Regions from separate parts of the Mus musculus genome. Here region 1 is linked to region 2. A link is a loop called in an ENCODE intact Hi-C map of the cell type or tissue named here. Cell type or tissue: heart. All regions are shown on one strand. Links, peaks and the distances in the headings refer to the core of each region. The heading gives the core; the rest is flanking DNA.

Region 1 (10,773 bases), core at 975-8,974, 52 kb after region 2:
CCACACCATGAGGAGCTGTGGGAAAGGGCACTAGGAAGGCTGAGATCCCCTGCCAAGCATGGTGCCCATGTTCCCGTCCCCCTCAGCTCAAGGCTCCAGTGTGCTGGCACCCCAGCCCTCTGAGGTTTGGAGTCATTTCTGTCCCCTTCCTGTTTGTCTTTTTGATAGGCTATAGTACATAGGCCAGGCTGTACTTAAACTCATATATAGCTAAGACTGGCCTTGAATTCCTGATCATTTTGCCTGTATCTCCCAAATATTGGAATTCTAGACACGTACCTGCATTTTTTGTTTGTTTGAAACAAGGTTGCTGGAGAGATGGCTCAGTGGTTAAGAGCATTGACTGCTCTTCCAGAGGTTCCTGAGTTCAATTCCCAGCAACCACATGGTGGCTCACATCCATCTGTAATGGGGATCCTATGCCCTCTTATGGTGTGTCTGAAGACAGCTACAGTGTGCTCATATACATGAAATAATTAAATCTTAGAAAGGGAGGGAGGGAGGGAGGGAGGGAGGGAGGGAGAGAGAGAGAGAGAGAGAGAGAGAGAGAGAGAGAGAGAGAGAGAGAGAAAGAAAGAAAGAAAGAAAGAAAGAAAGAAATGTGGTCTTGCTATATATCCCAGGCTGGCTTTGAACTCACTGCAATCCTCCTGTCTCAGCTGCCTAATATGGGGATTACAGGCATAAACCACTATGCCTGGCTTTTCTGCACATTCCTCTCCTAGTGTTTTCCAGTTGCAGACAGATATGCCCTACTGACCCCACTGAAGTAATCGCATGCCCCAGTCCGCAGCTCTCACCTCCCTCCTTCACAGCTAGCCTCTGTGGCTGAGGGCTTCCTAGCATGCCTGAGGTCCTGGCTTCGGTGCCTCAGGGGAGGGGCGTGTATGTATATGTGGGGTCTTGCAAACCACAAAACCCACAGAAAACCACAACTCCCCTTATAGACCACATATATATGGCCTTATCCTGGCACTCTTGGAACTGTTGGCCCTAATACTGGGGGACAACAAGAACCTCATCTTCCTTGGAACTCTGCCTATGCTTCCCTGCATATTTTGTCTTTTCTCCCCCACAGCTGCTTCCAGCTCAGACCCTTTCCCCAAACTCCAGGTCTGGTTCACCAGCTGCCAGGGGCCTCTGCCTCCGTGCTAGGACTAAAGACATGCACCGCTACACCTGGCCACATCTTGACCCCTCAGTTACTATGTCTCTGCCTCTATCTCTCCTCCAGAGTCCCTGGGACCCACAACATAACACAACTCCCAGGGGCCCAGAAGCTGGGGATCTCGCCCTTCTTCACCTTTGTGACCCCTTTTCAGTGGGTCACAAAGTGTGAGCCACCTCATGATTACCTGTAACCACCCTGACCACCATGTCTAATCTGAACAACAACCACAGCTTTGGGCCCATTTTCTGTCCAGCCTACGTCCCATGTGTGCCTCTCAGATCTGTCTGTCCTGAATCCCTCTGTGCCTCTCAATAGCTACAAGACAAAAAAAAAAAAAAAAAAAAAAAGCCTCCCCATACAAGTCCCACAAGCCCTCCACCCACACAGAGCATCATGCGGCATGCAGAGATCTCTCTAAATCATTATTGTAAGAGCCTTCTCAATCCTGCCTGCCCAGAAAACAGGCTCATGCTGGTCTGGGGGCTTGTATGTTTTCCAGTGTGAAACTTTGGGTGCTGTCAGTACCCTCTGTGTGGCCTCTAGCCCCCCCCCCCCCCATCCTCCAGTCACGGAATCCTGCAGCTCCTGTATTTTATCAGGGGCTCTCTGCCCACACTCAGGGACAGCATTTCATCCGCAGCGGTTTCAGCATCTGGTCTAGGCCTGATACTATGAAGGGATGAGATGTATTTGTTCAATGACCACTGGAATAAACAACACAGAGGAGAGCCAGGGCCAGTGGGCAACTCTCAGCACAAGGTACAGGACTTCCAACTAGCTCAAGAGTCCTGAGGTGGAACAGGAAGCTCTAGGAAGCTTCCCATGTGGGGAGGAGACCAAATGGGCTGGGGGAAGAAAAAAAAAAATAAAGACAAAAAATGGTGAGGAAGCTGTGTAGCAACAGGGCCAGCCATACTGTAAAGATGCCTAAGAATTGCCTTAAGCTTTTCTGTTTTTGTTTTTGTTTTTTTTTTTGTTTTGTTTTGTTTTGTCTTGTTTTTTGAGACAGGATTTCTCTGTGTAGCCCTGGCTGTCCTGGAACTCACTTTGTAGACCAGGCTGGCCTCGAACTCAGAAATCCACCTGCCTCTGCCTCCCAAGTGCTGGGATTAAAGGCGTGTGCCACCATGTCCAGCTTTCTGTTTGTTTTTTAATGCAGAGCCTGAGCAGGCCAGGCTGCAGCCCCAGATTCTGCATTCCTAACATGCTGTGGCTGCTTTATAAGCCTGGTTAATCAAACAAGTCTCCGGTGACCCTGGATCCTTCTCTCGGAAAGGCTGGAGGTGGATCAGCTCTCCTGAGGTCCCGTCAGATCAGGTCAGGGTTAGGGAAGCTAGCTAGTTAGGGAGATGAAGGTCAGCCCCATCTCCCCGGGATGCTGCGCCCTCCTTCCTCCCAGCCACTCACCACTTGCTCATCCAGAGTAAGCAGCGTGCGGGGCACCTTGGGAGAGGCTGAACCCAGGCGCAGGCAGGTGGGGCTCAGCCGTGGAGCCACATGTTCCAGAAGCTTCCTCGGAGATAGGCCCCTCGGGGGGCCGGGAGGCAGTGCGTCCTCCGAGATGGTGCCACGGAGGGTCCGGAGCTAAGGATAGGATGTAGAGACATTCAGTTTTTGTATAGGCTGTGGTGGAGGAAACCTGCCTCCTGAGCCTGTAATCCCAGCCCACCTGCGTGGTCCGCACGATGACCCGGTAGCTGTGTAGGGTGCCCCCTCCGCTGCCCTCTTTCTCCTCCCGTCGCAGGCTCACGGCCACCGGACCCAGCGCCTCATCCAGCCCAAAGAAGTTCTGGTGTTCTGTGGGGGTGGGGGTGGGGGGTCGTTGGTTGGTCGGTCGGTGGCCTTTCAGTCAAACCCACAGACCACCCTATCCCTTCTTGACTACGCCCACCACAGAAGTACCACCCTAGGTATTCTCTCACCAAGCGCTGAACCTGGGAGTTCACTCCCACCCCAGTTTGCAGTCCCACCCACGGTTACACCTTGTCCCAGGACCAGGGAACAAATGTCTAAGTCCTCCTAGGTTAAATGCTGCCCTGGCTCCACCAAAGCTTAGGTTCTCCCATTCAAGACACGGAAGCTGCTTTTCCTGCTAATGATGAGAACAGGGTTTCATCACACAGATATGGAAATAGGAAATCGCTCACTGGCCTCCTGGAGGGTTATGAAGATGAGCCAGAGGGAAGGGCACTCCCTGACTTCAGGTGTGACACCAGGGCTTGGCCTTAAAGAGGTGGTCAGAGTTGAGCCAACAGAGCCCAATTCAGCTCCTGCCCCTTTTTTACAGGGAAGGCCAGCCCATGAGCCTCCCACTGTATAGAATGTAGACCGCAGGGACCTCCGACCCAGATCCTCTCCTGGCTCTCCCAGGCTCGCCTGCCCCTTACCTTTGCCATAGAAGTACTTGCGGTAGTAGCCTGCACCCAGATCTGCGTGCTCCAGGCTGTAAGCTGTGGTCCGGGTCTGTGGCTCCTCCAGGACGGACACAGCCGCATTAGGCAGTGCAGGGGGCACAGGTGGGGATATTGGCCCACCCAGCCCTAGCTCACCCTCACCACCAAGCTCGCTCACAAAGCCAGGTGCCCCGAGCAGTAGATCTGAGGTGGTAGTCTGGCCCTCAGCTAAGGTCCCAGAGTTTGCCTCTATATGGCTGCCTGTCCCCCGAGGTCGTGGAGCCCAGTCAAAGAGCAAGCTCTGCACATCATAGTGAGCAAACCACCGGGGTTCCAGCACTGGCGGGAAGGTGGGCTCTGGCTCTTCTGCTGGCAACCCTAGCAGTGCCAGTGGGTCAGTGAAGAGCCGAGTAGGGGTTGCAGCAGGGCGGCTGGCATCCTCGTGGCTGTGGGCACGGGCACGGGGGCTGGCTGGTGTAGGGGGCCGGACTTCACCAGCATCACTGCCACTGCGCAAGAGTGGGCCCCGAGCTGGCCTCGGCTCAAAGGTATGTGGTGTCAGTGGGGGCCGGGCAGGTTGGCGAAGCTTACGGGCAAAGAGGTCATCGGTAGGTGCAGGGGCCATGCCCCGCCGAGGGCTCCCCACACCGCCGGCCCACATGGGCGTGCTCTGTGGGCCTGACTCTCTGGGGGCCGGGCCGCATTGGTGGGCACGGGTCCTTGGTGCCCAGCCAGAAGGCTGAGGCTTCAGTGGTTCCTGCACTGCAGGAGGAGGGGGCTGTTCAGATGGGCCTGGGGAGAAAACAGGAACTCAGGCCCCCAGCCCAGTCTTCCACCACCCCATTTAGCTTCCGGCCCCCTCCGGGACCATCAAAGCTGCTTCCGCTTTCCTGGCCACTTCCTTGTCTGCCTGGGGCTGAAGTTTCCAGCCCCCATCCCAGGCTTAGGTCAAGGCTGGGAGCTGAACTGGGATGCTTTGCCTCTCGGGGTGCTAGTGACTGGGTCTAGTGGGCACCGGGGCCTCCCAGTTCTCCCCTGTACACCTTGGCTGTGGAACTAGGCTCAAAGTGAGGGTTGCCACCAAATTCTGGACAGTTTTCACCAGGACGGAAATCAAAGCAGTCACTGGTGTCTGAGTCTTGCCCACTTGACAAAGGGAGGACGTCCTGTCCCCAGAGACCTTCCTCCCTGGTACCTCCCACTTCCTCCAGGGTCCCCAAAGAGCTGAGCACCCAAGGCCTAGACTCAGTGCCCTCAATTCCCGCAGTCTCAATACCTCAAGGACACAGGAGCTCCTGGGGCAGCTGCTGCAGGACAGAAGCAGTGGTGAGAGGACTTCCTATAACACAGGAAGTGGCCCCAACTCAGCCCAGCCCCCTGCTTGGCTCCTATATCCTGAGGAAGGTGCTAGGGTCACAACAGCTCAGTCATGGGACCCAAGACACCTAAGTCTAAAGGACAAGACTAATACTAACCTCTTGCAGGTCACTATGCCCACTCCCAGGGGTGAGAGAGGCTAATCCCAACAGGACCCTGTGGATGTCTGTTTACCTGGCCTCACATGCATGGACAGGGAGGTCTGAACCCAGTGAGACAGGTCACAGTGAGGCCCAGTTAAGAAGATGAGCTTGCCTGAATTAGTTCCATGTTCAAACTAGAATTTGAACCTTGTCTCTGAATCTCGAAGGCAGTAGTTCTCAACCTTCTTAACTCTGTGACGCTTTAATACAGTTCCTAATGCGGTGGTGACCTCACAGCCAGAAAATTATTTTCATTGCTACTTCACCACTGTAATTTTGCTGCCCTTAAGAATCATAACATGAGCCGGGCAGTGTTGGCACACGCCTTTAATCCTAGCACTCGGGGAGGCAGAGGCAGGCAGATTTCGAGTTCAAGGCCAGCCTGGTCTACAGAGTGAGTTCCAGGATAGCCAGGGCTACACAGAGAAACCCTGTCTTGAAAAACAAAAAGAAGAAGAAGAAGAAGATAAATATCTCAAGTGTGACCCCTGTGAAAGGACTGCTCGACCCTCAAAGGGGTCCCAGCACACAGGTTGAGAACTGCTGCTTCTGGACTTGTCAGAGCTGCACCTGCCTACTCTGCCCGTGTGCGTAGGAGTAAGGCAGCCTTGTGAGGGGAGACGGGAGAGGCTCAAGGTCTCACAGGATGTAAGGCTGAAACACCCAAGGCCCCAGGGACCTACTAAGTGCGGAAATGTGGTGAAGCTACACTAGGCAGGTGCAAAAGGTGTGAGAAGGCCGAGCCTACCTCGGCGTGAGCTAGGAATGGAGCCAACAGCTGGGGCAGGGGCAGGCCTCCATTAGTACTTTTTTTTGCATCATCCAGTGGCATCAAGGGGGCCAGGCTGGGAGGGGACAGGGAGCAGCTCCACGGTGCCCCTCAGCTGGGTCTCCAGAACCAAACAAGAGCAGACCTCCTCAGGGTCTTCCTGTCTGTCTGTCTGTCTTCTAGGATAAGCTCTGATGCTGCACTTCATGAGTTCTTTGAAGACTCCTTGGAAACTGAAAGGTGAAGCCAACTATGTCCGTGTGTGAACTGTGCAGGCCCCAGGTCCATAGACCAAGCTGTGGGCACAGACTGAGGCCGCAGTGCCGGGAGGAGCCCTGGGAATGTGTGCAGCCCAGTCCAGGAGCTCCCTCTTGTTCTGGCCCTGCCTTAAGGGGTGTACTTGGGCTCTGCCCCCCACCCCTCATCTTCACACAAGGTCCATTGAGGCCAGGACATTCCTTGCAGCCTGTGTCACTGAGGGGGGAAAAGGGGGGTGCCCCGCCCCCACAGATCCGGAAGGCCTGGCTGCCCCAGGAGGAGGCGCTGGATGCTTCCCAGCACATCTGGAGGTCGTGACCCTATTTCTGTTGCCAGGGAGTGCTGCAGATGTTTCCTCCCAGGCCAGACTCAGGATTGCAAAGGCTGGGAAAGAGGTCACACTGGGAAAAGGGGAGCCCCAGAATAGGGGGAGCCCCACACACTCAGCAGCAGGAGCAGCTGCCAGCATTGCTGAGAAAAGTCCAGAACCAATGAATCCACTCAGTGGAGCTCTGAATCTGCTCATGCAGAGGAGGGAGTGGGAGCTGCCAGCAGGAGACAGAACACTGGACGTGCTGACTCGGGGCTGGACTGGGGCAGGAGGTTGGGTGGGGTACGTGTAGCGAAAGCAGCCAATAGTCCCGTTCCTCCCCACACTACAAGGGTTCACGTCCAGGCTACTTTGTTGGGTATCCAGCCCGAACCTGGTGCCTCCCGATCCCTGATCCCGCCAGTACCTCTCGGGCTCAAGCTGGCCACCGCTGCCTTCCGCACCAAGGTCCCGCTGCCTGCTCACACCGCTCCCGGCGCCTCCGCTCCGCCTGGGGGCGGGGCCAGGATGGAGGCGGTACGTAGTGGAGGGGCGGGACTACCCGGGAGCTGTCTAAGGCGGGAAGCACAGTGGGTGGGGACCTCCGACAGGAACCTAGGCAGCCCCGGACAGCCTGAAGTTCTCTGTCCCAGCCTTCAGCTGCTCTTTTAACTCCCGGTCCTAGCCCAGTCAGTGACTTCACCGAGAAATGGGAACAAATGTACCTGCCTTCCAGACCAATTGGAGCGCTAGAGGCCACTTAGTGTCCTGCTGTGGCTCAGCAGACAGCAGGTATTAGGGCCAGAAACTATTTCACTCTTTAAGGGCTGGGCCAAGCTAGATAACTGATCTACACAGGCTACCATTTATGCAATGGCGAACACCATTAAATCCAGCACTCTGAAGGCAGAGGCAGGTGGATCTGAGGTCAAGGCCAGCCTGATGTACATAGGGAGTACATAGTAAGCCCCTGTCTCAAAAACGAAATAGAATCCTTTCTATTCACCTGTTATTTTCTTTAAGCTTGGAACAAATGAGGTTGAGCAGTCTTTGATCAAGATCAAGGCTGATGGATGTGTGAGCCACCTGGGCATAGAGGACTGCTTGAAAAGCAGAGGCTCAGCTCTCTCCTTTATCCTCTCACTTCTTTCTCCTCTTCCCTTTGTCTTTTCTCTCCTTTCTCTTTCTTCTTCTCTAGCCTTCCCCGTCCCCACACACTCTCTCTCTCTACCTTTTCTCTTCCCCCCTGCATTTCTATAATAAAGCTCTTAAACCATTAAAAAAAAAAAAAAAAAAAGAAAGGCAGAGGCAGGTGAGGAAGGCAGCCCATCCCACCTCATGTCTGCCTGGAGCCCAGCAGTCTGACCCCTTATCCCTCACACTCTTCTGACTTCAGCCTCCCTGCCTCCGGCACCTCTACCAACCTCACCTCGTCCCACAGAAAATAAAACTGCCAACCAAAATCAAAAATAGTGTTATTAATTTGGTGTCTCTGAAGCACAGAAAAAAAAAGAAAGAAAAATGACAAAAGAACGAATGAACCCACCCTTGCCACATATCGGGCCCCAGGTCCAGGCTAAGGAGGCCAGCCTTGGGGGCAGTGCAGGCCCCAGAGGCAAAGTCAGTCCTGGCCATGGGCTCCAATGAGGGACCAGCCCATGGGTTTGGCTCTTAGGGCCTGGCTAGGAGGCTGCTGCCTCAGTTTGGGATCCAGGCCACGGATCAGGGAGAGAAGTCTAGGTCACTGAGTTGTGACACTGAAGTAGCCAGATATCAGGGTGCAGACACCAGAGCCAAAGCCAATCAGTTCTGTAGTCCAGCAGAGTCCGAGTTACTGAGTCCCGGGATGCGATCCAGCAGAGGCCAGGCTGACTCCTCAGTACTGATGCTCCAGCAAGGGCTGGGCAGCCGGGCTCTCGCGTTCCTCAGCAGGGACAGGCCAGTCACCTGGGGCACCGGAGGGTGTGCAACCCTCAGGAATACTGCTGTCCAAGCAAGGAAGGTCCTGGGTGGTTCTGGCAGGTGAGGCCTCAGAGCTGACATCAGGACTGAGGCTGAGGTCTAGAGGGGCCTATGGGAGAGAAGACAGACAGATGAGCAGACAAACCGACCTGAGAACTCCTGGGGTCGTCTTCTTCCACAGGCTCCTTACCTGAGATTTGGGGGTGCCTCCTTTGGGGCTCCCTGAGGCTGGCTCCCCATCAGGTCCTCCCAGTCCCTTCCGACCCCCCAGACTCCACTTCCCACTGGGTCCCTCAGAATTGAGGAGAGCAGGGCCAGAAGGTCTTGAGGGCCGGGGACCCTCAGTGGGAGCAGGTGAAGCAGGGGGTGGTCCAGGGAGCCGAGGGGGAGGCCACTGCAGCAGAGGAGGGGGCCGCCCATCACCAGAGCCACTGAGGGAAGGCCGTGGTCCCCAGCTAGGACCTGGTGGGAGGGGCTGCTCACTGCTGCCTGTAGGAAACAGATAAGAGCAGAGAGCTCGGCTGGGCCGCAGTCTCACCCACAGGCTCAGTCCAGCTTTGCCCGCTTACCTGCTGCATTTTCAGGCGTAGGGTGTGCCAAGGGCGGATGATTGCTGAGGGAGGTCAGGCCGCCACCCCCACCACAGTCCGAGTCATCCACATTCCCTCCGCTATTACAGCCAGCGCCACAGCCCTTATGAAGTCTGGGTGGAGAAGCGGGAGACGCGTGAGGGGTCCAGGGCGAGGCATTGCGAGCCCTACAGAAACATCTGAGTCCCAGGAGTCTCATCTCTTGAGAGATCCTGCTGCCTAGTTTATAGTCTTTTAAATACTAAAGCCCGCTCTAGGGGAAAGAGGGTCTCTCTGGGAGAAGGGCCCAAGCTCACTGACTGCAGGACTTTGTCTCTGTGACCTTGGAGGAAGCTGCTTCATCTCCGTGCTCCTGCTCCCTGAATCCCAGAGCATTGGGCCCTAAGAAAGCTTCCCAAGTTAGGGGACAGCCAGGGCTCACCTCTCCCAGCTGCGCAAGAGCCATCGGGCAATGGCACCCAGGCTGACAGGACCACCCCACAGCGCCCGCAGTTGGGGGTGGCTACCAGCCAGAGATGTGGTAAGAGGTGACACGTAGATGGGATATCCCAGTGGCTGGTCGCAGGAGGAATTGATCATGTTGCGGAGTGCCTGCTTGGCATTCTGGATGCTGCCGCGCTCAGGGTTGCGGTTGCGCAGGAACACCAGCTCTTGTTGCTGCCCAGCCCACAGCCCACGCACACACTCTCGGTTTACCTGTGGAGGGCCACACCAAAGGTCAGGGCAGCGACACCAAGGAGGGGCACGGGCTGCGGGATGGAGTAAGACCATCTGCCCCACCTTGATGACTCGGAAGCTGAGGTGGCGCCTGTTGAGCATGATGATCTTGTACTCGTCAGAAGCGTCGTCCATGACATGGCGCAGCGCCAGCAGGGAGGGGGTGTTGCTGAGGATGGCACTGCGCCAGGCAGGGTCCCCCTCATGTGAGATGACTAGCCGCTCCTCATTGGCCGCGATGGCGTCATACAGGGCTGCTGGTTCCTCATACTCATCAGGAGATGTGAAATGGTCCTGGTTGGAGGAGAGGACAGAAGTCAGGGACCGCTGTCTTGGGGAAGGCGTCATCTCCCACCTGCCTCTTACTCTGCCTGGCGCATCCCTCCTACCTGGTGAAGCTTGAGGGCCATGCGAACCCCAGGGGCTACCACTCGGTGAAGCAGATCCATGTCGGCAAAGACCCACTCGTCACGGGGAGAGGTGATGCGGAAGTCCCCCTTGAACAGGGCGTGCAGGCCATAGAGGAAGGGCTCCAGGCTGGGTGGGGAGAAGGCATGAGCAACAGGGAGAGCCAGGAGAAGCTTGTCTCTTCCCCACAGAACAGCGCAAGGGCAGGCGAGGCCGGGGCTGCAGAGGCTCTCATCCCTGTGAGAGGAGTGCACCAACGGGCTGTGGGGCTCTTCTGCTGCCTGTGGGCACTCACCTGGCAGACATACTGTGTGACGCTGTTCCCAGGGCCCGGCGACCCAGCACACACAGGCCAAAGCACAGTGTAACCAACGGTGAATTCCAGTCCTGGTCCACGGGCTATGACACAAAGACCCCAGTCAGCACAGCTCAGTGTGGGACTGGAGTCCAGACTGAGAGTCACCCAGTGTGAAGGGAGTGACCAAGAGTCTGGGGTAGGGCAGACCTAAGGGACAGGTAGCTGACCTGGCTGCGCCGAGAGGCACAGTACTGGATCCACTCGAGGTGGACAGCGCAGAAGGATGGCAGGGAGAGGCCAGACAACCGGAGGTCGTAGTCCTCGTCAACACTCAGTGAGAAGGTGGGGTCCGAGTCTGCGTAACCAAGGGCTCGCAC
Region 2 (10,773 bases), core at 1,352-9,351:
CTCCCTTCCTTTTATCAGTCTGTTGGCATTTGTGTGTCCTACTGGGCAAAGCAGGCACATCCTCACGGTTTGCCCTGAGTTTCCTTTCTCCTGCTCTAATCGGGAAGATACTCCAAACAGATCATGACTTCGAGCAGTCAGACATCCATGTTCTCACCAGCAAAAAAGCTAAAGCGTCTCCCTGGTCCTGGGCTAAGTGAATGGGCTGGGCTGGGTGTCAGAGCTAAGAGTCCGTGGCCTCAAAAGAGGCCAAAGCCTGCGTCGGTTCTCAGAGACTAGCCTTACAAAGAACCAGGATACAATTCTGTCTTGTAGTGCTCGTGTGCCTTTTTGAATGCCTACTGCCCGCACAGCTCAGGCACAGCCAGTGGTTCAGAGTGCACATCAAAGGTGAGCATGGGGGCTACCCACGCTGCTCAGCGCCAGATGGGAAAAGCGGGGTGGCTCACAGGCCTTTAGCCAAAGGCAAAGTAGATGCTGGAACCTACTCCAGGAAACAGGGCAGTCAACTGAGGAAAGGACCTTGGTAGAGTCTCCTTTATTTCTGGCGGCTCTCCTGGTGACTGGGTTGTCTGCATGTGAAGCACAGATGAGGGTACACCCACACAGGCTTGGCCTGCCAGCTCCTGGTCAGGCAGCACATACTCACTGAACTCAATAAGCAGCTTGCCATAGCCCCGGCGCTGGTAGGGAGGCAGAGTCAAGATGCAGGCCACATTGTAATCTTCTGTGGATTCCTTTTCCTGGAGTAAGAGTAGGTGGGTTTTAAAGAGTGCCAGGCTCGGGGCAAGGCTGAGGGACAGCCTGGATGAGTGCTGACCTTGGAGAAGTAGCCCACGATGTGGAAACCTTTGCAGTCATACTCCGTCATTACGTAGAAGAGGAAGGGGTCAGTGTCATAGTACAGTGTTTTGTGGTCCAGGAAACACTTGGCCAGAAGACACAGGTTTTGTGAGTAACTCTGTAAAGGAAAAAACCTGCCCGTCAATCCTCTGGGGTACTGTTGAGTTAACGTGTATTATGCCGCGTGTGGCTGCAGATGTGCCTGTACACAACATGCACACCCAAGGCAGGAACCTCTTGGGAGTCCATTGTCCTTCCACTACAGGTTCTACAGAGGGAACTCAGGTGGCCAGGCTGTGTGACAATCACTGCTACCCACTGAGCCATCTCAAGGGCTCTCAGGAGCATTCTTTGTGCTGTTCCAGTTGAGAGGGTCGAGCTCCCCCCCCCAGGACCCTGACCCTGACCCACCCCAGCAGTCAGATTGTCACCACTGCTTAGATCAGTACTACTTCTTAAGTCGCCAGGAACCTACATCCTAATGTCCAACCGTCTGCCGCCACCCCACCCGACCCCCGTGAGCTATATAGCTTCCACATACTCAGCAAAGCCTGCCCTGGACCTACATTGCCTTCTGTTCAACTTAACAATAGTCAATATTTCCAAGCCAGGAATGGTAGTATATACCTATGACCTCAGCACTTAGGAGGCAGAGGCAGGTACAAGTGTGAAATCAGTCAGCTAGGGATACATAGTGAGACCCACGTGGCTGGTCTTCGCGGCTGGGTGTCAGAGCCCTAATGCTCCAGCCACAGCCACAGTGATCCTTCCGGGGCTGCTCTGCTGGTCTCCAGTGGAGATGTGAGGGACTGCCAGCCTCAGGCATTTTCCCTACAGTACTCTGGACTGGCTCCCTCATCACACATGACTCCTAGAGGAATTTGACAGCTTTGCAACTGCTGGTCTTCCACTCAAACACCGCACTTAATGCAGAACGACGTGGAGCTTTGTTTCTTCCTCTTGAAGAAGCTCCTCTTCAAGGCAGCTCCCAACCCACTCCAGGTAGCTGCCTCTCTCCCTCTGCACCCCGGAGGCCTTAAAAAGTGTGCATCTCAAGGACCTCCACACTTGTCACCTAGAGAAACCCAAACCTGCTCCTCCCCGCTGATCTTGTGCCTATCATCTGACCTTTGACCTTCTCTCATCACCTATTCTTCTCCATTTTCTTTTTGCATGTACTTCCTGGTACATCAGTGCCTGCATGTCTGAACCCAACTGCTTAGAACTATCTAAGTATGTTCTCTCAGCTATCTCCAGGCTCACAGGTTAACCTGCAAACTATTTCAAAGCAGATCTGACTGTATTAGCCCTGGCTGGCCTGGAACTCCCTATAAACCAGCAGAGACCCACCTGCTTCCGCTTCCTGAATGCTGGGAATAAAGGATGTACCAGCACACACAACCAAAGATCCTTTTTTTATTTGGTTCTGAGAAAAGACCTTACTATGCTGTTCAGACTATCCTTGAATGTCAACTCCTCTAGCATCAGCTTCCTGGATGCTGTGATTATAAATGTACCACCATGCTGGGCCAAACTGTTCTTTAAATGCCTCTAGTTTTATATTTAACCTTTGCTGCCTCACTTCTTTTTGTTTTTTGTTTTGGTTCCGGATAGGTCTTTCTTACTTTATAGCTCAGGTTGGCTTGCAACTCATTAGTCCCCTGACTACTCTTGAACTCGGGAGTTTTCTGAGTGCTGGGATTATAGGCACACACACCTCCAAGCTCTGATGACAGCTTCCTGTGAACTGTGCTGAACCCCCTCTGTTACTGGAACCTGAGTAGCTGTCATGTCTGCTCTGCCGTGACAGTGACCTCTCAGGAAAGAAAATTTCTCTAAATCCCAGTTTTCTGTACATTCCCTGCTCCGTGTCAAGAATTCAATAAAAACAGTGACCTGCTCATAGGCAGAATGGTCAACTGTTCTGAGCAGGAAAAGGTTGTTCATGTGACTCACTCCAGCCCAGCCGTGCCCAAGCCACTAACCTTGTTTTTCCGTCCATCAATCTCAAAAAAGGAGATGGTGCCCTTGCGGTAAATTTCATTGCCTGGAGGGTGCCGAAGATCACATTTGGTCTAAGGACAAAAGGAGGATCAGGTGGGGACTGGTGAGGGTACTCTGGATAGGCAGCCTCCCAAGACCCCTCATACCAAGTGGCGTTGCAGACACTTGAGGCTACGGCCATATTTGAGGCAAAATTCGCACAGGTAGAGGACGGGTAGCGTGGTAAGCTCTTGTGGGTACGGGGAGAAGTACCACGGCTTGAGGCGGTGCCGGCCAAGCTCAATACACTCAATGTTCTTCATCCGGGTGACAATGTCGTCGTGGCTCCGGTCAGACACCAGACTGCCAGTCATTCGTGGTGCTGACGGTATTCCATCTGAGCTGTCCTGAGAATCCTGCCCAAGGCAGATGGCAAATACTAGATGGTAGCAGTTAAGCAGAGCGTGGCGCACGACACTGCCATTGGCTTCTTCCTGCAAGTCTAACATCAGCTAAGGGCAAAGCACCAACCTCCACTTCCAAAATAAAGCGAGGCTGAGAAACTGAGAGTAGAAGAGGCCCAGGGGTTCATCTGCTTGGCTCCCAGCCACCACCCTCCCTGCCTAAGGCCTCACCGAGTGAACACCATGCCCAAGCCCACTCCCCCTTTCCCGGCTTCCCTCTCCCTCTGCTCCTCAAGACCCACCTCATCAGTGCCCAAGCAATTAGATTTCCGCTTCCGTCCAGGCTGGGCTGCCACTGCCCTACGGGCTGACCCATTCTGTGGACAAGACACAAGAGAAAGAGCGACCGTGAGATGATCCTGGAGGAGGATGCTAGACAGCAAGGAATAAGAGGGGAAAGACCAGGCAGGCTGTTGGGATGGCTCAGTGGTTAAGAGCCCTGATCTTCCAGAGGACTTCCTGGGTTCTTTTCCCAGGACCCACAGAGTGGCTCACAACCATCTCTAACTCCAGTTTCAGTGGCTCCAATGCCCTCTTCTGCCCACCTGCACCAGGCATGCAAGTAGAACACATGCAAAACACAGACAAAACATTCAGACACATGAAAAAAGACTGGAAGACTCACCTGAGGGAAAACCGAGGCTGGGGCTGTCTCGCTGGGCACTGGGGTTGCTGGTGAAACCACCTCCACCTTCCGTTTCTGCAGAGAGAAACCAGGAAAGGTGGGTCAGAAGGTAGAGAAGGTGGGACCTGAGAAGAAAGCAAGGTCCCTGGAATTGCTGAGGGTACCGTTGAGCGGTGGTTGGGTTGCAGGCAGGAGCTGGAGGAGAGCGGCTGGTCAGGCTCGCCACCTGGGATGGCCTCCCGCTCCTTGGGCAGGTTGAAGCGGAGTGTGATCTGGACCGGGATTGGCAAGGTCTTCCCGCTGGCCTGGGCGGAGGCCGGCTGCAGAGATAGGTCCAGGGTCTTCCTCTGGGGTGGGGATGGTGGTGGGATGGCGAAGGGGGGGATGGGCCCCTCAGCATGGAATCCCACCCTCTGCCTTCTCTAAAGCAAGGCAGTGCTGGACTCTGGAAGCTACGCCTGCAACTTGGTCCCCATCCTTTGCAAGCTGAAGCCATGGCAGAAGAATGCTGCCTCCTGCCCATTCAGGAACCCCTGAGGCCAAGAGATGCAAGAAGGAAGAGGCAGGAGAGAAAAGATGAAATGGGGGACCTACTCACCACCTCTCTTTCGGGAGAGCCGGGGCGGGACCCAGGAAGTCCGTTCTTGGTAGGTGTCTTGGCCTCTTTCTTGGGAAATTGGATCTTCTTTAAGTCCAGCCGCTCGTGAGTCACCCATTCATCCAGACGTTTGTTGACTGCAGCAGTGAAAACGGCTCAGGAGGGAATGCCAGAGGCTGCCCTCAACCCTCTCCAGCAACCCCACTCCATCCAGGCCCAGGACTCACAGTCAATGTAATGGACATAGAAAAGCTTTCGGCCACTGATGTCCTTCACGCTCAGGATCTCAGCCAGGGCTATGAGAACCACACAGACAGGGAGTCTTAGCCAGGGCAGGTCAGGAGACTCCACCCTTCGACCTGAATCCCACCTCCAGGCTGGAGGCCTGTGTCCCAGCACTCAGAGGGGCTGGTTCAAGACCCCTTTAGTCACCAAGTGACACCTCTCTCCAAGCCCCGCCCGGATCATCTCCGTACGTCCAAAAGCCACGCCCCTCCTCCCGAGTATCTGCGACCGCCCCGGGATTGCAGAAGCCCCTCCCCCTCCCGTGCGATCGTTGACTCCCTCCCGCCCCTCGCCCTCAGGTTCCTTGGACCCGCCCCCCGACGTCACTCACGCCACTCATCTTCGTTGTCCTGGTTGCGCCGCAGCACGGGCAGGCGGCAGCCCTCGATTATCTCCCCCTGGGGAGACAGCGCGGCGCCAGGGTCGGCTACTGGGGGGCCTCGGGCTCTACCCACCTCCCCTGGCTCCCTCCGCCCCGCCCCGGGCACCGGACTCACCACCTCCGCCATCTTCCCTCCCTCCACTGCCACTTCCGGCCCCTCTGGGAGACGTCACTTCCGGAGCTGAGTGCGCTATAGGCCCGAGCCCCTTGAAGCTGTTTGAAAGGGAAACACTTGAGAATCACTGCTAGCTGGTTGGTAGCAAAAAGCCGGCCCGTTTGGGGAATGGAAGAGCAGGACGTTGTAAACCTGAGGCCAAGTACTAGATGGAATCCCCGCTCCTCGCACAGCGATTGGAGGAACGCCGAGTCTGTCACGTGACGCCCACCGGGTGCGACGCCGGTCACTCAGATCATGTTTAGGCTTTGTCTAGAGGCAGTGTTCTGGCGAGCCTCTTAGTGGCAGTGTGAGGTGTCACCCTGAGTAAGAAGCTAAGGAGTGGGGTTTTGAACCCTGGGGAGTCAGTAGACCTGAAGGGATTTAGAGATCCACCCAGGTGTCTGCATAAGATTGCACAGGCCTGGGGGCTTAGCAAGATTTTTCCGTTAATACTGGATTTCTATTTTTAAAATAGTATATATGTGGCTGTATACATGGAAGGTTCAAAATTCCAGTAGGCATTCAGTCAACAAGAATGGATGTCTCAGTTGGTCTTCATTATACATCAGAATCCCAAAGAAGTAGGCGCTAATGACAGTGAAGGAGCGGACTTGTCAACGAGAGTGAGAGCAAGTAGGCAGAGTAAAAGCAGGCTGGCAGTGGAGGCAGAAGCAGGCGAAGCTCTATGAGTTGAGGCCAGCGTTGTCTACAGAGTCAGTTCCAGGACAAGCGGGGTTACACAGATAAGCCCTGTCCTGGGGGTGGCAGGGAGGAAAATCTTGTTTCATGTCTTTCTTTTAGTTTCCAGCAGAAGGTGCATCTTCTGACTTTGAATAACAAGAATAGGTTTGAATAACAAAGGTGTGTTCTCCCTCCTCAAAGATGTGAATTCAAAGTGGATCTTCCACCAAGCCAGCTTGCCAGCACTGGGGAGGCAGAGGCAGGCCTGGTCTACAGAGCAAGTTCCAAGACACCCAGGGCTACACTGAGAAATCCTCTTAAAAACACAAAGCAGTGGGTTTTCCCACTTCAGAGTAGGCAAAATTGTTCACGTATGTGTTCTTCCATTTTTGGGTTTTAGTGAAATCCAGATGTAGTCAAATGGACAACCAAAAATAACTATCACAGATATTGATAACATGCCTAAAGGGTGTAGTGGGGCCCTTTAGCCTTACTTCTAAGTGTTCCCAGTTTAAATGGTTTCGGGTCCATTTGGCCACTTTGAGAAGAGTTTATGTGCAGAAGTAAAGGATTGGTTTCATCACAGGAGCATTAATAATAACACTTGGATTTGATCTGTGTGCAAAATATGTTCAGCATAAGAAGTACTGAAAAGCCAATAGGCCTTTTGTTATTGTTTGTTCTGAGGTGAAGTCTCACTGTGTAGCCCTGCTTGGCCTGGGACTTGTCACAAGGATGACAACAGGCATATGACAGCACACGGCATTTTTCTCTCTTGTGAGTTCTGAGTTGTGCCATCTTTCAGAACATCCAGTCTTCCCCTGAGGAACTGAAGCATCACCACTGTTACTCACAACAGCCTCACAGGGGTGGAGCCATTGCTGCTTCCTTGCTTTGGCTCCGTGAGGCTTTTTTTTTTTTAATTTATGTATTTTATTTTATTTATTTATGTCTGTTCACCTGAGTATGTCATGCACCCATTACACACAGTGCCTGTGAAGGCCAGAAGGAGGCATTGTGGGTGCTGGGAACTGAACACTTTTTTAAAAAAAGATTTATTTATTTATTTATTTATTTATTTATTTATTATATGTAAGTACACTGTAGCTGTCCTCAGACACTCTAGAGGAGGGAGTCAGATCTTGTTTCGGATGGTTGTGAGCCACCATGTAGTTGCTGGGATTTGAACTCCTGACCTTCAGAAGAGCAGTCGGGTGCTCTTACCCACTGAGCTATCTCACCCCCACCCCCCTACCCCCCCACCCCCCCAACACCTTTTTTTAAAAGGTTTATTTATTTATTATATGTAAGTACACTGTAGCTGTCTTCAGACACTCCAGAAGAAGGCGCCAGATCTCATTACAAATGTATGGTTATGAGCCACCATGTGGTTGCTGGGAATCAAACTCAGGACCAGTCAGTGCTCTTAACCACTGAGCCATCTCTCCAGCCCTGAACCCCTGTCTTATGCAAGAGTAGCAAGTGCTCTTAACCATTGAGCCTTCTCTCCAGCCTTTGTAATTATGTACATATATGTATCCAAGTGTGGTTTTGTTCTTCTGAGTGCAAGTGCCCCTGGAGTCTAGAAAAGGGGGTTGGAGCACCTGGAGCTGGAGCTGGTTGTAAACTTCCCAGAGTGCATGCTGCAAGTACAATCTTCACCACCGAGTCATCTCCAGGTCTTCTAACAAGTTCTTTTATATAAAAGTCACACAATTTCTCCTTCATTGTATGTACTTCTCTCTGCTTTCTGCTTTCTGTACCGTCAGTCCGGGTCACTCTTTAACATCATAAACCTTTGCACTGTGGGGATTTGTTTGTTTGCCGCTGTCTCCTCAGCACCACTAGCAGATCACCTAGCTCATGTTTATTGACTGCCACAGGCCCAGGAAACACTGAATGAGCATGTGAAGCATGGATGCCCAAGCTGATTTCCAGAGCTTTCAGGAGCCTAAATCCAAGCCAAGCTACTGGCACACATTAAAAAGGGGTTTTGTTTGTTTGTTTGTTTTTTAATTCTACATGTCTGGGTGTTTTGCCTCATGTGTGTCTGTGCATTGCATGCCTGCCTGGTGCCAGCAAAGAGAGACTGGATTTAAAGGTAGTTGTAAGCCAGTGTATAGATGCTGAGAATAAAACCTGGGTCCTCTGGAAGAAGAGCCAGTGCTCATACCACTCAGCCATCTCCAGCCCCAAGGACTCCTTTTAAAAGAAGAGGAAAGACCTGGGCGTGGTGGCACACACTTTTAATCCCAGCACTTGGGAGGCAGAGGCTGGCGGATTTCTGAGTTCAAGGCCAGCCTGGTCTACAGAGTGAGTTCCAGGATAGCCAGGACTGCACAGAGAAACCCTGTCTTAAAAAAAAAAAAAAAGGAAGGAAAGAAGAGGAAAGGAGGGTTTGAGTTTGGCTTATCTTCAGACTCCTTACTGGCCATATCCTGATGGGGAAGTAAGATTTCCTTTACTGTTTACTTGCGATATGGCCAGAGTGGAGCTTAGAAGTCTTCCTGGCTATGTGGACATACTGTGTAGCTATCTTGTCTGGGGCCACTTGTCCAAAGGCTGTCAGATCTGAAAAACTAGAAAGTTCCACAGAAACCTCAGGGTATTAGAGGTGTCAACAATGGGAACTTGCTGTCTCTTCCTCTAAAAATGTCAACCCTGTCCAGGAGTGGTGGCTGATATCTAAAGTCCCAATACTACAAGCTGAGGCAAGAGGCTAGTCTGGGCTATGTAGTGAGACCTTGTATAAAATGAATAAGTGTGAGAAGGTATACCTTTAATCCTAGGACTTGGGTGACAGTAGCAGGCAGATCTCTGACTTGGAGGCCAACCTGGTCTGATTAATGAATTCTAGGTCACCCAGGATTATATAGTGAGACTTGTCTCAAAAAAGCAAGTTAAAAGCTGTGTGTAGTGTGAACACCTTTAATACCAGCAATCAGGAGGCAGAGGTAGTTGGGTCTCTTAAGTTTGAGGCCAGCCTAGTCTATGGAGCAAATTAGAGGACAACCATAGTTACCCAGAGAAACCTTGTCTCCTGGGGGTTGGGGTGTTAGGGAAGAGTAAAATAATATAAATAAAATACAAAAACAAATGACACATTACTAAGGTGACAATATACCTTAATTATTTTGTTCATTGCTATATCCCAGGCATGTTGTAAATACCAGTTGAGTCAAAATGTGATAATTCCCAGGGTGGGGGCAGCCAGCCAGTGTCTTCTATAAAATCCCATAGGGCAAGAAGCTGACCATCCCACAGAAGTTAAAGGGAAGTTGGTTTCTACCCTATATCAAGAAGGACCTTCATCTGCCAGGACAGCTGAAAGCAGCATCCCATTTCCTTAGCTAAATGCTGTGGGGTCAAAGGGAGGATCAGAAAAATCGACAAGCCCTCCTGAGGCTCCTCCCAGCACCTGTGTCCTCATAGTCCTCTCGGTCCTAACAACTACAATTGAGAAGATAGCTGTTTGCCCTCCCGTTCTTTTTTATTCCTTTGTTCTTAAGTCCCAGGCTGGCCTTGAACACATGATCTTTCTGCCTCAGCCTCCCAAGAGCTGTAATTAAAGGAGCATATCTCCAATATCAGACTATCTTACATAGGGTTTCTGTTGTTGTGATAAACACCATGACCATGGGGAGAAAAGGATTTATTTCATTTTACAGCTTGTTGTCCATCATCTCGGGAAGTTGGGGCAGGAATGATGCTTACTGGCTAGCATGTATGCTTCCCTGTAGCTTGTGCAGCCTTTTTTCTTATATACCCTGGGACCATTTGCTCACGAATGGCACCACTCACAATGGCCTGAGGCCTCCCACATCAATCACTAATTTTAAAAATACACTTCAGACTTGCTTACAGACAAATCTGGTTTTTGTTTGGTTTGGGTTGGGTTTGGTTTGGTTTGGTTTGGTTTTTCCAGACAGGGCTTCTCTGTGTAGCCCTGGCTATCCTGGAACTCACTCTGTAGACCAGGCTGGCCTCGAACTCAGAAATCCACCTGCCTCTGCCTCCCAAGTACTGGGATTAAAGGTGTGTGTCACCACTGCCTGGCCTTACAGACAAATCTTATGAAGAGTACCTCTTCTCAAATGGTGCAAGCTTTTGTTTCTGTAGAGAAAATAAGTTTAGTTTCCAGCACACACAACTACCTGTAACACTAGTCGGGACAGACTACTTAAAATTAATCAGGGCTGACAGCACTGGGTCGCCTTCCCCTTCTCCCCAATTAAGCTGTGTACCTGGCCTGTCACTTTTATCTGACCTATAATGGTGTGATTTTAGTGGTACTATAAAGAGTGGCTGTAGTGTTAGATGCCTGTTGACATTTCAACAGTATATACCTCAACATTTGGCGCACAGCCCATCCCAATAAACACTGGCTATTGTTACTGTGCTGGAGATGGGCCCAGAGGCTGGTTCCCAGGGCCAAGGAATTCAGGTGGATCACATGCAAAGTAAACCAACCACTTAACAGGCACAAGGATGCTTGGCTCCGTTTCCTTTAAATACCCAAAGTGAATTCTTCTAGTGTGATGTAATTTTAGAGTTAGACATTTCCCTACAAGTATTGGGGGATATTCTAAGAGTCCATTTTCCCATGGGTCTGAGGATCCTTGGAATGGCAATGCCCCATATCAGTAGCACACATTATTCAGGGCTCCTTCCACTCCCCACATACCCAGAACTCACTGGCTCCAATATGAACTAATCACAGAAGCCCTAGAGCAGAAGGGACATCCAATGTGATAA

The links. A loop is a pair of places that touch in the nucleus more often than their neighbours do. Peaks named below come from ENCODE experiments on the same cell type or tissue, not always from the same donor. Only the 100,000 strongest peaks of a DNase experiment are listed, where the experiment ranks them.
Region 1: it touches region 2 in a loop (4-fold over the local background); 4 of 42 quality-filtered maps call a loop at or near these places.

What each region holds. Positions count from the first base shown.
Region 1 is chr19:5,656,756-5,667,528 of GRCm38, forward strand. It overlaps Sipa1 (signal-induced proliferation associated gene 1), which reads right to left and starts at 6,952. Exons shown (of 17, transcript NM_001164480.1): 1 at 6,849-6,952; 2 at 4,841-4,871; 3 at 3,559-4,356; 4 at 2,841-2,968; 5 at 2,579-2,755. The coding sequence starts at 4,225. It overlaps Pcnx3 (pecanex homolog 3), which reads right to left. Exons shown (of 35, transcript NM_144868.3): 28 at 10,624-10,773; 29 at 10,394-10,497; 30 at 10,080-10,227; 31 at 9,754-9,984; 32 at 9,395-9,669; 33 at 8,953-9,086; 34 at 8,574-8,872; 35 at 7,880-8,492. The coding sequence ends at 8,298. In heart, for the core only: CTCF peaks have their summits at 6,418 and 7,135; DNase peaks (open chromatin) are centred at 4,436, 4,746, 6,426, 6,966 and 3 weaker places; H3K4me3 peaks cover 3,537 bases; H3K27ac peaks cover 4,905 bases.
Region 2 is chr19:5,604,723-5,615,495 of GRCm38, forward strand. Kat5 (K(lysine) acetyltransferase 5) reads right to left here and starts at 5,372. Exons shown (of 14, transcript NM_178637.2): 1 at 5,296-5,372; 2 at 5,130-5,196; 3 at 4,741-4,809; 4 at 4,514-4,650; 5 at 4,080-4,235; 6 at 3,916-3,990; 7 at 3,533-3,607; 8 at 2,994-3,242; 9 at 2,829-2,918; 10 at 821-961; 11 at 650-743. The coding sequence starts at 5,307. In heart, for the core only: CTCF peaks have their summits at 1,676, 5,644 and 7,414; DNase peaks (open chromatin) are centred at 3,339, 4,199, 5,049, 5,489 and 1 weaker place; H3K4me3 peaks cover 2,548 bases; H3K27ac peaks cover 2,192 bases.